Regions from separate parts of the Homo sapiens genome. Here region 2 is linked to region 1. A link is a contact called in ENCODE Hi-C data. All regions are on one chromosome and are shown on one strand. Each heading gives the region's core, a stretch centred on a gene start or an enhancer-like site at or near the end of the contact. The rest is flanking DNA. Distances are from core to core; before and after follow the strand shown.

Region 1 (5,510 bases), core at 305-2,804:
CCTGTGCCAGGTTCCAGGTGGGGAAGGGCAGGGTGGCCCTACACCCCCAGGCCCAGCCAGGGTCCCAGCAGCCCTCTGAAGTCTAGGGTGATGGGCCCCCTGTCACACTGGTGTGGGAGAGTGCGGCGGTTGGAACTGGAGGAAAGGAACCAGAAGCAACACATGCAGGCATCGTGGGCATCCCCTGCGAGGCATCTGTGTCTCCTTGTGCCAGTGGCGTGATCCCTGTGCAATTGAGACTGGCCAGAGGGCCTCAGGGTGGGGAAATGGGGAGGGGTCGTGATGACCTGCCGAAGGCCTCTCAGCACCCCAAGAAGAGCTCGCCCAAGAAGAAGGTGACCTCTCCTTTGAGTCAGGAGCCCAGGACCACTGCCCAAACCTCCCGGTCCCAGGGCCAGGGAGTGTGGAGAGCAGGCAGCAGAGGTGGAGACAGGAGTCCCCAGGGCCTGAGACACCGCAGGCGGCAGAACAGCGTGGTTGGGATCTGGGGTCCCCTGTGTGACTCCTGCTGGGGGCAGGGACTGGGCCGGGCACCGACACCGGCTTCCTGTGGGGCTTGGGGTTTCTGTGGCTTCTCCTTCACAGGCAGAGAGGGTAGAATTTATGGATGCCTCGAGAGAGCTCCTGCCTGCCGGCTCTCTTTCTGGAGGGACCCGGACCCGGGTGTGGAGTAGCTCGGCTTTCAGCTTCCTGCACAGGAATAGGAGGCAGCAGCTGTGCCATGCTGGGCAAACTGCCTGCCTGCTTCTCTCCACCCGTCTGCCTGCTCTCCACACTCCCTGCCCCTGGGCCCGTTTCCCCTTCTGTAAAATGGGAACAACAGAGAGGTGGAATCACCAGGATTAGCAAATGTAAATTCAAGAGGCCCAGTTACATTTGAATTTCAGGTAAACAGTGAATTGTTTTTTAGTATGTTTCATTTTTTTCTTTTTCTATTTTTTGAGACAGAGTCTCGCCCTGTCACCCAGGCTGGAGTGCAGTAGCGTGATCTCAGCTCACCGCAATCTCCACCTCCCAGCTTCAAGCGGTTCTCCTGCCTCAGCCTCCCGAGTAGCTGGGATTACAGGCACCCACCACCACGCCCGATTAATATTTGTATTTTTAGTAGAGACGGGGTTTCACCATGTTGGCCAGGCTGGTCTCCAACTCCTGACCTCAAGTGATCCACCCACCTCGGCCTCCCAAACTGGTGGGATTGCAGGTGTGAGCCACTGCGCCCGGCCCATAGAAATTTGTTTCAAATATTGCATGGGACATACTTACACAGCAGTTCTTGGCAGTTTATCTGAAATTCAAATGGAATTGGGCATCCTGTGTTCTACCTGGCACCTGTCCCCATAGAAATGAGCGTGAGTGCCCGGGATCTGCTGCGGGGCTGTGCTGGGCTCTTTCTCAGCCTGGCCCGAAGTTTCCAGATCTGATTGAGCGAGAGAGCAGCAGGACCTGCCCCTCTGCTGGGCTCTTACCTTCGCGGCACTCGCCACTGCCCAGCAGCAGGTGAGGCCCAACACAACCAGTTGCAGGCGCCCCATGGTGAGCATCAGCCTCTGGGTGGCCCTCCCCCTGGGCCTCGGGTATTTATGGAGCTGGATCCAAGGTCACATGCTTGTTCATGAGCTCTCAGGCACTCCCTCCCCTCTACCCCCTCAGGTGCAGGGAGATCCAGTTTTCCCCAAACCCACAGTGCACCTGTGCAGGTTACCACTTACCTGGGAGCAGAGGCAGGTGGCAAGGTGGCGGGTGGTAAGGGGGATGGTGGGGCCGGGCAGGGTGCACAGTGCCCTGCCTTCTGGTTTGTTCACAGGGCTTGGTGTCACTGTCAGAGAAAAGGGCATACTTTGTCTCCATGTCTCCATGCCCTGCTTGTCCCCTAGGTCCCCAAAGGGGCTTCAGAGGGGACCGAGCACGTGACTTCTGGGACAGAAAGGGCAGCATGCTGCAGGCCCTCCACTCATGTGGCTGACCTTATCTGTACGAGCTTTTCCTGGGGCCCGTGGAGCGGGTAGTCCAAGCTGGGTGCGAATCCCAGAGCAGCACAAGGCAGTCCCACTCAAGGGTGTGGAAGTGTCACCATCCAGCCTGATGTGTCCTGGGAGGGAGGACTAGAGGCTCAGGGGGTGTGGGTGGGGGGGTGCGGAGGCATCTAGCCCAACCATGTAGGTTTCCCTGTGGAAACAAAGGGCCCAGCCGAGGCCCTGGGGCATGCCCAGGCAGAGTGACAGAAGGGGAGGGAAAGAGGCCAGTGGGAGGGAAGGGAGAAGGTCGTGTGAGGTTGTGGAGGAGGAGGCGACTCGTATTTTCTGTGAACAGGTATTAATCCTGGAGCCAGGAAAGGCTCTGAGAAGTGAAAGAACACCACGAACAAAGTCTTCAGATGGGGCCTTTAAGCTCAGCCAGTGTGAGGTCACCCTCACCGAGACACTCAGTGGCAGCTCCAGCCACCGCACAGCCCTCTGCAGTGATGGGAACAGGGTGAGGGCAGCCAGAGCCTTCCCACCCAACAGTCCCCCAGGAGACACTGGGGCCTGTGCTTCCCACACCAACCACACTCCCGTTCTGCCACCCCTGCGGCCGGTGCCAGGGACCGAGTGGACCTGCAGAGCCACGTCTGTCCCTCTGTCTGTCGACCACAGCCGGTGCCAGCAATTCAGGAGGCCTAGTGGGCGAGGGAGGCTGGGGAAAGGACTGGAGGGTGGGAGGAGGAGCTCGGCCACAGGAAATAAGGGGCCTGCAGGTGGCTGGGGCGCCCCAGGGCAAAGGCATTTGCCTCAGACCTTTGCTGCAGTGTCATTTACAGTGGCTAAGGAGGAAAGGGGAGGGCAGAGGGGAGGCAGCAGGGAGAGGAAGGAGGTGGGGGAGGGCTGGGGCAGGGCAGAGGGAAAGGAAGGCCCCAGTTTATATCTATGTACATTTTTAGAGCAGCTTTAGGTTCACAGCAAAATTAGAGGAAGATTACAGAGATTTCCCGTATGTCCTCGCCCCACTCCAGTCTCCCCCGTTATCAACATCCCCCACCAGGGGGTACAGCTGTTAACACCTGATGAATCCACATTGACATGTCATTATCACCCGGAGTCCACAGAGGTTTTTTGTTTGTTTGTTTTTTTGAGACAGGGTCTCTGTCACCCAGGCTAGAGTGCAGTGGCACAATCATAGCTCACTGCAGTCTTGAACTCCTGGGTTCGAGGGATCCTCCTGCTTTAGCCTCTGAAGTAGCTGGGATTACAGGCGTGCGCCATCACACCCAGCCGATTTTTGTATTTTTAGTAGAGACTGGGTTTCACCATGTTGGCCAGGCTGGTCTCAAACTCCTGAGCTCAAGTGATCTGCCCGCCTCAGCCTCCCAAAGTGCTGGGATTACAGGCATGAGCCACCGTGCCCAGCCTCATACTTTATTTTTTTAAAATTGGCAAAAAAAAAAAAAAAAAACTTATTTCCTGGCTCTGTCTCTTCCAAAGCCCTAGCAGTAACGAAATCCCAGGAGCAAGCCCCACCCCTGGTGACCAGACTGGGGTCTCTAAACACCATATTCACACCGACTGAGTGCACCCTGGGGAGATGGTTGGGCCGGGTCCGCAACAGGAAATGCCAGGGAGGGGCTGGAGCCTGCAGCATCGTGGTAGCTGTAAGTAAGGAAGGTGCCCAAGACCCAAGGCTTGTGTCAAAGGACTACAGAGGTCAACCTGAGGCCGCCTCTGGGCAAAGATAGACAAGTTGGGCATGAAAAAGCAAGCCTGCAATTGACAGACGTGAGAGTTCACCAGGCAGCCCAGGAAACACGCTCTCCACCCCCTCCTGCCCTGTCACTGGCCCTTGCCAGGGCACTAACTCATTGTTCTGAAAACTGTTAGAGGTGATAACAGGCATTTTCCCTTCTTTTCTGTGAAAATAGTATTTCAGGGTAATCAAACAGACGATGAGGAAGATTCCTTTATAGGATTCCAGCTACTAAATGCAGAGGGAACGATATAATTCAAAAAAATCACCATTTTGCACCCTTAAGGAAGTAGTAGGTCCAGGCAATTATCAACGGCTATTCAAAAGCCATTAAATAGGCTGGACGCAGTGGCTCACACCTGTAATCCCAGTACTTTGGAAGGCTGAGGCGGGAGGATCCCTTGAGCCCAGCCTGGACAACATTAGTGAGACCTCATCTCTACAAAAATTCAAAAATTATCTGGGCATGGCGGTACACAACCTGTAGTTCCAGCTACTCAGGAGGCTGAGGTGGAAGGATCACCCGAGCCCAGGAGGTTGAGGCTGCAGTGAGCCCTGATTGCATCACTGCACTCCAACCTGGGTGACAAAGCAAGACCATCTCAAAAAAAAAAAAAAGACCCACAAATGAAACAAAAAACCACAGAAACCCAAAAACCGTTAGATAAAAGACCAACACATCAGGCTGACAACACCTAAACCTGCTGGTCAATCCTAGTAAGCAGACCTCCCGTGCATGCAGACTGACGCAGCCTAGGAAGAGACCTTGAACCCGAATCTGGCTGAGCCTCCACCTGTCCCCAGGAAATACAGGGGAGAGAGGAGCAGGTTCAGCACCACACAGAAGCAACCAGCCAATCCAGAACAGGGCCATTCTCTGACAACTGACTGTTTCTTCAACAAATACTCGGCACGCACACAGGTTGGGAGGGAGTGCTGCTGCCGACTTGGGGAGACACAAGAGGTGCCTCAGCCAAGGGCAACATGGGGAGCGGGGCCAGGCAGGCAGGCTCGGTGGGCTCAGGACCCACTAGTTTCACACTGGGCAGCCACAGGACAGCAGGGCCCGTTTCCCATGACTTTGTCAAGAAGGTATTCATTTAGAGAAGAACTGACCCCAGGCCTGGAGTCCTCCTAGCTGCCCTCACCCAACCCGACCACATGTGAGGGGGGCACAGGCCAGCACTGCCAGCATGTCACTGAATGAATGAAGGAATGAATGAAGGAATATATGAAGGGACAAAGGGGGCCCAAGCCCCAAGGCAATAAGAAGACTCCCCTGCAGCGCCAACATTCACACCAAGAAACCAAGACTTCTCGGGAAACTGGTTTAATAAGGACAATTCCAGAGGGGCCTGGCTGTGGCCAAAGCTGTGCCAAACGGTTGGGATCCAGAGCTAAAGGCACTTCTTGCCACGTGAGACCATGGGCGAGGCTCCCCACGCTATCTCCACCACCACAGTCATGAGAGCCAAGCGAGACTGGCCTGTGGCCTGGGGCTCCACAGCTGCCCAGCTCCACCTCCGGCATTTACTGGTCTCATCCTGAGAGGCATTGGGTGCCCACTCACTGGCTGGATGCTGGGCTGGTTCATGGGTGGCAGAGCCAGGGTATACCCTTTGGGGATGTCCCTAACCCCTCAGGACCAGAGGCAGCACCAAGCAGCATGTCACAGCCAGTGCTAGGGTCAGCTGCACCCTTTGCTGGGACTCTAGCTCTCCTCAGAGGGCCTCCTAGGGCCATTCCGGGCACTGTGGGTGGCAATGGGGAGCCCCGGCTCCCTCATTAGGCCA
Region 2 (5,585 bases), core at 2,509-5,008, 3.2 Mb before region 1:
GCTTGTGCCTGAGACTGAGACTGGAGGAGGATATGGCTGAAAGTGAAAGACAGCGGTGACCTGACCAGGCAGCAGGGAGAGGGCTTCAGGGAGCCCAGGCAGAGGGTCCTGTTGGCTAAAAAGCCAAACTATAAAATACTGAAAGAGGTTTGTTCTGAGCCAATAAGTGTAGTGGCCATGGCCAGGGGAACAGTGTCAAGAGGTCCTAAGAAAGTGTGCTCTAGGCAGTCACGTTAATTTGATTTTATACATTTTAGGGAGACAGAAGTTATAGGCAGAGAGACATAAATCAGTACATGTAAGGTATAGGAAGGGGTAGGTTTACAGATCATAGGTGGATTCTGACTGGCAATTGATTGAAAGAGTTAAGCTTTGTCTAAAGACTTGAAGTCAGCAAAGAGAAATGCTTGAGTTAAGCTAAAGGGGCTGTGGAGGCCAAGGTTAAGTAGATGAAGCCTCACAGGCAGCAGCCTTGGGGAGAATAGAGGGTAAATGTCTCTTTTCAGACCTGAATGCTGTCAGACTCGTTAAATGTCTCCTAGATCCAGGAAAGACCTAGAAAGGGAGGGAGATTCTCTACAGATGCAAATTTCCCTCACAAAAGACAGCTTTGCAGGACCATTTCAAATATGTCAGGGAAATAAATGTATTTGGGGGTGAAATATTTTGATTTCCTGCAGGGTGTGCTATTTGTCATGTGGTGCTGTACCCGAGTCAGGCTGGAGTTTGGTGTCGTTGCTGCTGAGGCTGTGCTGTCTGTCTGTGATCTCTGTTTCATCACGCTGGTCAGCTCTGCCTAAACTCCAAAGGGAGGTGATGTAACCAGGCGTGTCTGACCTCCCTTGCCGTCAGGGCCTGGAATTTCTTTCCTCAGGTTGCCCTGGGGTCTCCTTGGCCAAGAGGGGGTTCAATTCAGTCAGTTAGGGGACTCAGGATTTTATTTTTGGTTTACAGTCCTGAGAGCCAAGCTGTGCCCATGAGGCTTGTGGGAGGTAGAGTCCGGGTAGAAAGGGATGAAAGGCCCTTGGCACTGAGGAGTCCCCGGAGCTGTTCTAAGGCTGGGACTCTCAAAGTAGGGCCACTTAGGGCCTTGTTAGAAATGCCTGCTTCTCCACAGCCCCAGCCCAGACCTGCCAGCTCAGAACTGTCTGCTTGGCGCCTGGCTCCCTGTCTGTCATCCCTGCGTGGAGCTGTCCCACAGGGATAGGGCGCCCATTGCCCGTGGCAGTGCAGGGGTCTGGCTGCATGCAGGCATTCCCGTTGTCAACATTCTCATGTTTTCTTATGTCCCTGTTGACCTGACTCAGATCAGTCACCTGTGGCCCTGATCAATCACCTGTGACTTAGGTCATCCTGCTGATCCCCTGGGGGCACACAGGCCATGGCTTGGGCCCCCACTTCTACCTAGAGTGTCCAGCCGCCTTCTCCCACTGGTCCCCCTGGCCAGCGCCCGCCACGCCCTGCGTTCTTCATGCCTGTGGCTGCTGGAGAGGATGGTTAGGTGTGGGCTCTGCTTCCCAGGAGCCTCCAGCTGGAAGGAGCAGGACAGGCCAGGGCACCTTTGTTTTCCTCAGAAATTTGGATTGAACTTTAGCTCTTGACTGGCTTTTTCAAGGCTGGGAAAATAAATGTTTTTTCTTATAAGAAGGTGGCTTAAGAAACAAAAGTTGTACTGTTTGGTGTGACCAAGTGTCATTCTAGTGTTTGTGGAGATTTGGCTTAAGCCTGTCACTTCTAAGTACTTTGCAGAACAAAACCTTGTTGGGTTCCTGAAGATCTGCCTGGCAGTGATGGTTGCTGGGTTTGTGATGGAAGATGAGGCACCAGGGCCTGGGGCTACACTTTGGCCCGTCTGACCGGTGAGATCTCCGAAATGCCTCTGCAGTCTTGAGTGGACAAGAGGGTGCACCCTAAAGGCAGGGCCTGTGTCCCCGTGCGCCCTCTGTGGCCCTGGTGCCTGTTCCCTCCCATCTCCTTCACTTGGTCAGCCTGAGAAAACAGGGCAGGCCACCACCCACAACAGGCTGAGTCCTCCTAGACCTGCCCTCAGGAGGGCGGGAACGCTTATGTTGTAGATGATAGCACATGAGGTTGCGTGGAACAGGCCGAGTCCTCCCACACCTGTCCTCAGGAGTGCGGGGGCGCTCATGTTGCAGGTGATAGCACGTGAGGTTGCGTGGGATAGTCACGGTCACGCAGCTGAGTGACAGGCCGGGATGGGTGTCCAGGTGTGGGTGACCTGGAGCCATGGCAGTTCATTCCTGTGTCTTTGTAGAGGACAGGTGGGGGTTGGGAGCTGGACACATCCGACATCTCTTGAAGGAAGGGTAGGGCATTCTGTGATTGCTGCCAGCTCCTCTGTCCCACTTGGTCTGGTTTCTTGTCTACTCGACTAGGCTGCAGGCTTCTTGGAGATGAATTAGAACTTGGTGTTCCCCACAGGCTCATTGTCCGTTTACTGGAAAAAGAAACAATAAGGGCCAGAGGGAGGGGGACATGCAGGTGTCAGCGGGCATTTGGCGGGGCTGACGGCCCGTGAGAGCTGCCAGGTGCTCACTGGACTCGGGAGGATGGAGAGGGTGGAAGGAGGAAGAGTTGGGCAGTGGAGGCCTCCTGTCTCCTTACGGGCCCAGAAATGGCTTAATGTAGCCCCGCTGTGGCGACCACATGAGTATTTTACAGAAAGGATGGTGCATCGGAGCAGCCGGGCTCCCCGCTGGCCTCCCCAGTGGCTGTGGTTGGTGCGTCTGAGACTACACCGAGAGACCCAGGCCACTTACTTGTTGTTGAAGTAAGACGGGATGGTTTGCTAAGAGGGCCTTACAGCCACGTCCAGGGAGCCGTCTCCGCTGTGTCATGCCGGTCGTCGTGCCATGGGGTGACCCAGGTCATAAGCACTGCTTGGGCTTCCCTGACAGAGGACGGGCTGAGGGACTGTCATTCCCTACCAACAGATAAACAGCATTGGAATTGCTGTCACCTCGGAGCACCCTTCGAGGCTGAAGAACGTGTAGTTTTGGTTTACCAGAATTGAGTTAAATGCTGGGGATCAAGAGTCCATGGGACCCAGCCCTGCCCTCAGTCCCCAGATGAGGCGACCGTAGCGTGTGCCCGGGTTTTCTCAGACCAGCCCTTGGCAACTTCTAGGTGATTTGTGTTAGGCTCTCCTGGTCGCTAGGTGGGTTTCATTTCTACCCAGGCCTGTTATTCCAAACTTGTGCCTTGAACTTGGAGCTTAGCTAAGAAGACCTTTGCTCAGCCAAGAGGGGGCTCCACCCAGAGAGGGTCTTCTCCAGGGACTGGTATGCGGAGTTCGAGACCCCAGCATGGCCCTGACTCAGGAAGGAGAGGCTGCAGTGGACCTCTGTCCCTTAAACACAGCTCCCTAGTTGCCTTTCAACTTGGGAGATTGTTTTATCTTTACTGTAATCATTTTCTAGAACGATTTGATACTGGACTATACATTAGACTTCTGTAGACTTTTTCATTAGAACGTGACAAGCAGTAAAGAGTTAACCTTGTTAGATTCAGTATTAGAGTTATTTGACAAGCACATTTGAAATAAATGTTAATCTACTATATATAGAAGCTTAATTATTTCCCAAGTATTTTTAAGACTGGAGTCCTAAAATAGCCAGGCTCTTGAGCAGAAGTGAGAATAGGCCTGCGGTCTCATTTCTGCCTCCCTTTGGAACCCCCTGGCTGTGCTGGGTTGGGCACCCCCGCCCCTGCCACACCCTGTGCCTCTCAGCTGGCTCTAACCCCAGAGGCCCAATGAAAGCAGGCCATTTGCATTCTGCTTTAGAGGTTCAGAGCTAGACAGGTGGGCAGAGCAGGAGAAGGGGAGGGTACCCGTTGAATGAGGCCAGTGCCCTGAAGCTAAGCCTTTTACGTGTTTTGTATTTGATTTGATAATATGGACTACCATATCTTTTGTGTTGCCATGAATACCGTCCATCTGCCGAGTCCTTGCCGGTACTCCTGGCGCCTGTTCAGCTGCTGAGGGAGGCCTGTGTAACTGAAATTCTCCCTCATCTGCTCGGCCTTCCCTGAGCACACGGCCTGGCATTCTTTCAAGGACAGACAAAGGCGACGTGGGGTGCCCGCATGCCCCTTCACCAGGACTGACCCTGAGTGGGGTGGTGGTGTTGGGAGCGTAGCTCTACTGAGGCAGGTCGAGGTGCTGCCCCTGCGGACTGGTGGATGGAGCTGGACTTCCCTCGCCCTGCAGTGTGTGCAGGGGCTCTGCGTGAATTCACGCTCCGGGATGAATTTGCGCTGGAAATTCATCTGTTGGAGGAACAGCAGGGAACAAAGCAGGGAGGTCCCCACCTGAGGAAGCCTGTGCTTTAGAGGGAGTAGCAGACAGTCAACAGGAAGACAAATAAAACAAGGAAGTGGCCGGGGCAGTGGCTCCCGCCTGTAATCCCGGTACTTTGGAAGGTGGGAGGATCACTTGAGCCCAGGAGTTCAAGACCAGCCTGGGCAACATAGCAAGATCCCCACTCCTGTGGCCCCAGCCACTTAGGAGGCTGAGATGGGAAGATCACTCGAGCCCAGGAGGTTGAGGCTGCAGTGAGCCGTGATCACTCTCCTGTACTCCAGCCTGGGTGACGGAGTGAGACCTGTCTCAAATTAAAATAAATGAGTTACCTATAGGTTGTAACTCCTAGAAAAATGAACAGACCAATTAGAAAGAAACTGGAGTGGCCCTGGGTGGTAGAGCAAGGCGTCAGAGGGCAGCGACTTGGGAGAGGAGCCACGAGGTGAAGGCCCTGCCAGGGGCATGGCCAGCACAGAGGACCCGAGACAGCCAAGACTGCAGTGTCCAGGGGACCTTTTGTTTTAGAGATCGGTCTCTTCGTGTGGTCCGGGTTGGCTTTGAACTCCTGGGCTCAAGGGACCCTCCTGCCTCAGCGTCCTAAGTAGCTGGGACGATGGGCAGGTACCACCACGCCCGGCTAAAAGGACTTTGATAGGGTCTTGGTCGCTCAAGGGGGCAACCACGAGGTCCCTGAGGGCCCGGCAGCAGGCAGATGCAGGCTCAGTAAACGGTGCTTGTCTTCTTCCTGAGCAACAGAATGCCAAAGAACAATTTTAAGCAGGGAAACCTGGTTTCTAGGTAAAACTCTCTGGCTGCTCTCTGGAGAACTGAAGACCAGAAACCAGCGGAGCACAGTGGGATGTGTGAGAGAGGCCAGGCCGCGCGTGGCAGCTGGGGCCTGAGGGGCAGAGGGAGGGTTGGCACAGCCAGGTGGGAGGAGGCTGCCCGCCGGGCTTGCTCAGGGCCTGGATTGCGAGGCGGGAATGAGGCCCGGGGAGCGTTGTCTTTGGAAGGCCAGCTCAGGGTTCCCTGAAGTGTGAGGGATCCTCGGGGAACAAAGGGGAAGTCTGTGCCTTCCTGGTAGAATTGTGGTTTCAGGTCATGTAGACAGTGTTTGGGCAAAAGTTACCGAAGGCCATGTCTTGTCTTCTTGGAGCATGAGAGGGTGCAGGGAGGTGGGCACGCACCTGAGATGCGGAGCAGCGTGTTTCGCTCCTGCCCAGGGCACGGCTCTTGTTCCTGGCCCCTGGCTGATCAGTTT

The links. A loop is a pair of places that touch in the nucleus more often than their neighbours do. Pooled maps may share reads with other maps.
Region 2: a pooled map of psoas muscle shows a loop between it and region 1 (6-fold over the local background). The contact joins the enhancer-like site here to the promoter of CEL in region 1. A Hi-C loop is called at or near these places in 2 of 50 pooled maps.

The regions. Positions count from the first base shown.
Region 1 is chr9:133,058,025-133,063,534 of GRCh38, reverse strand. It overlaps CEL (carboxyl ester lipase), which reads right to left and starts at 1,554. Exons shown (of 11, transcript NM_001807.6): 1 at 1,467-1,554. The coding sequence starts at 1,532. LOC124902325 reads left to right here and starts at 2,203. Exons shown (of 2, transcript XM_047424377.1): 1 at 2,203-2,786; 2 at 5,361-5,454. The coding sequence starts at 2,203. The coding sequence ends at 5,454. It overlaps GTF3C5 (general transcription factor IIIC subunit 5), which reads right to left. Exons shown (of 11, transcript NM_012087.4): 11 at 5,032-5,510. RefSeq lists enhancers at 1,839-2,591, 2,592-3,343.
Region 2 is chr9:136,238,249-136,243,833 of GRCh38, reverse strand. All of the region lies in intron 1 of QSOX2 (quiescin sulfhydryl oxidase 2), which reads left to right. Among named protein-coding and RNA genes, the nearest start is that of QSOX2, 4.8 kb to the left of the region's middle. RefSeq lists a silencer at 3,748-3,877 and an enhancer at 4,093-4,621. Within about 2 kb of position 3,758, at least 3 of the 41 ENCODE cell types and tissues checked have a DNase peak (open chromatin) inside an H3K27ac peak, as active enhancers do.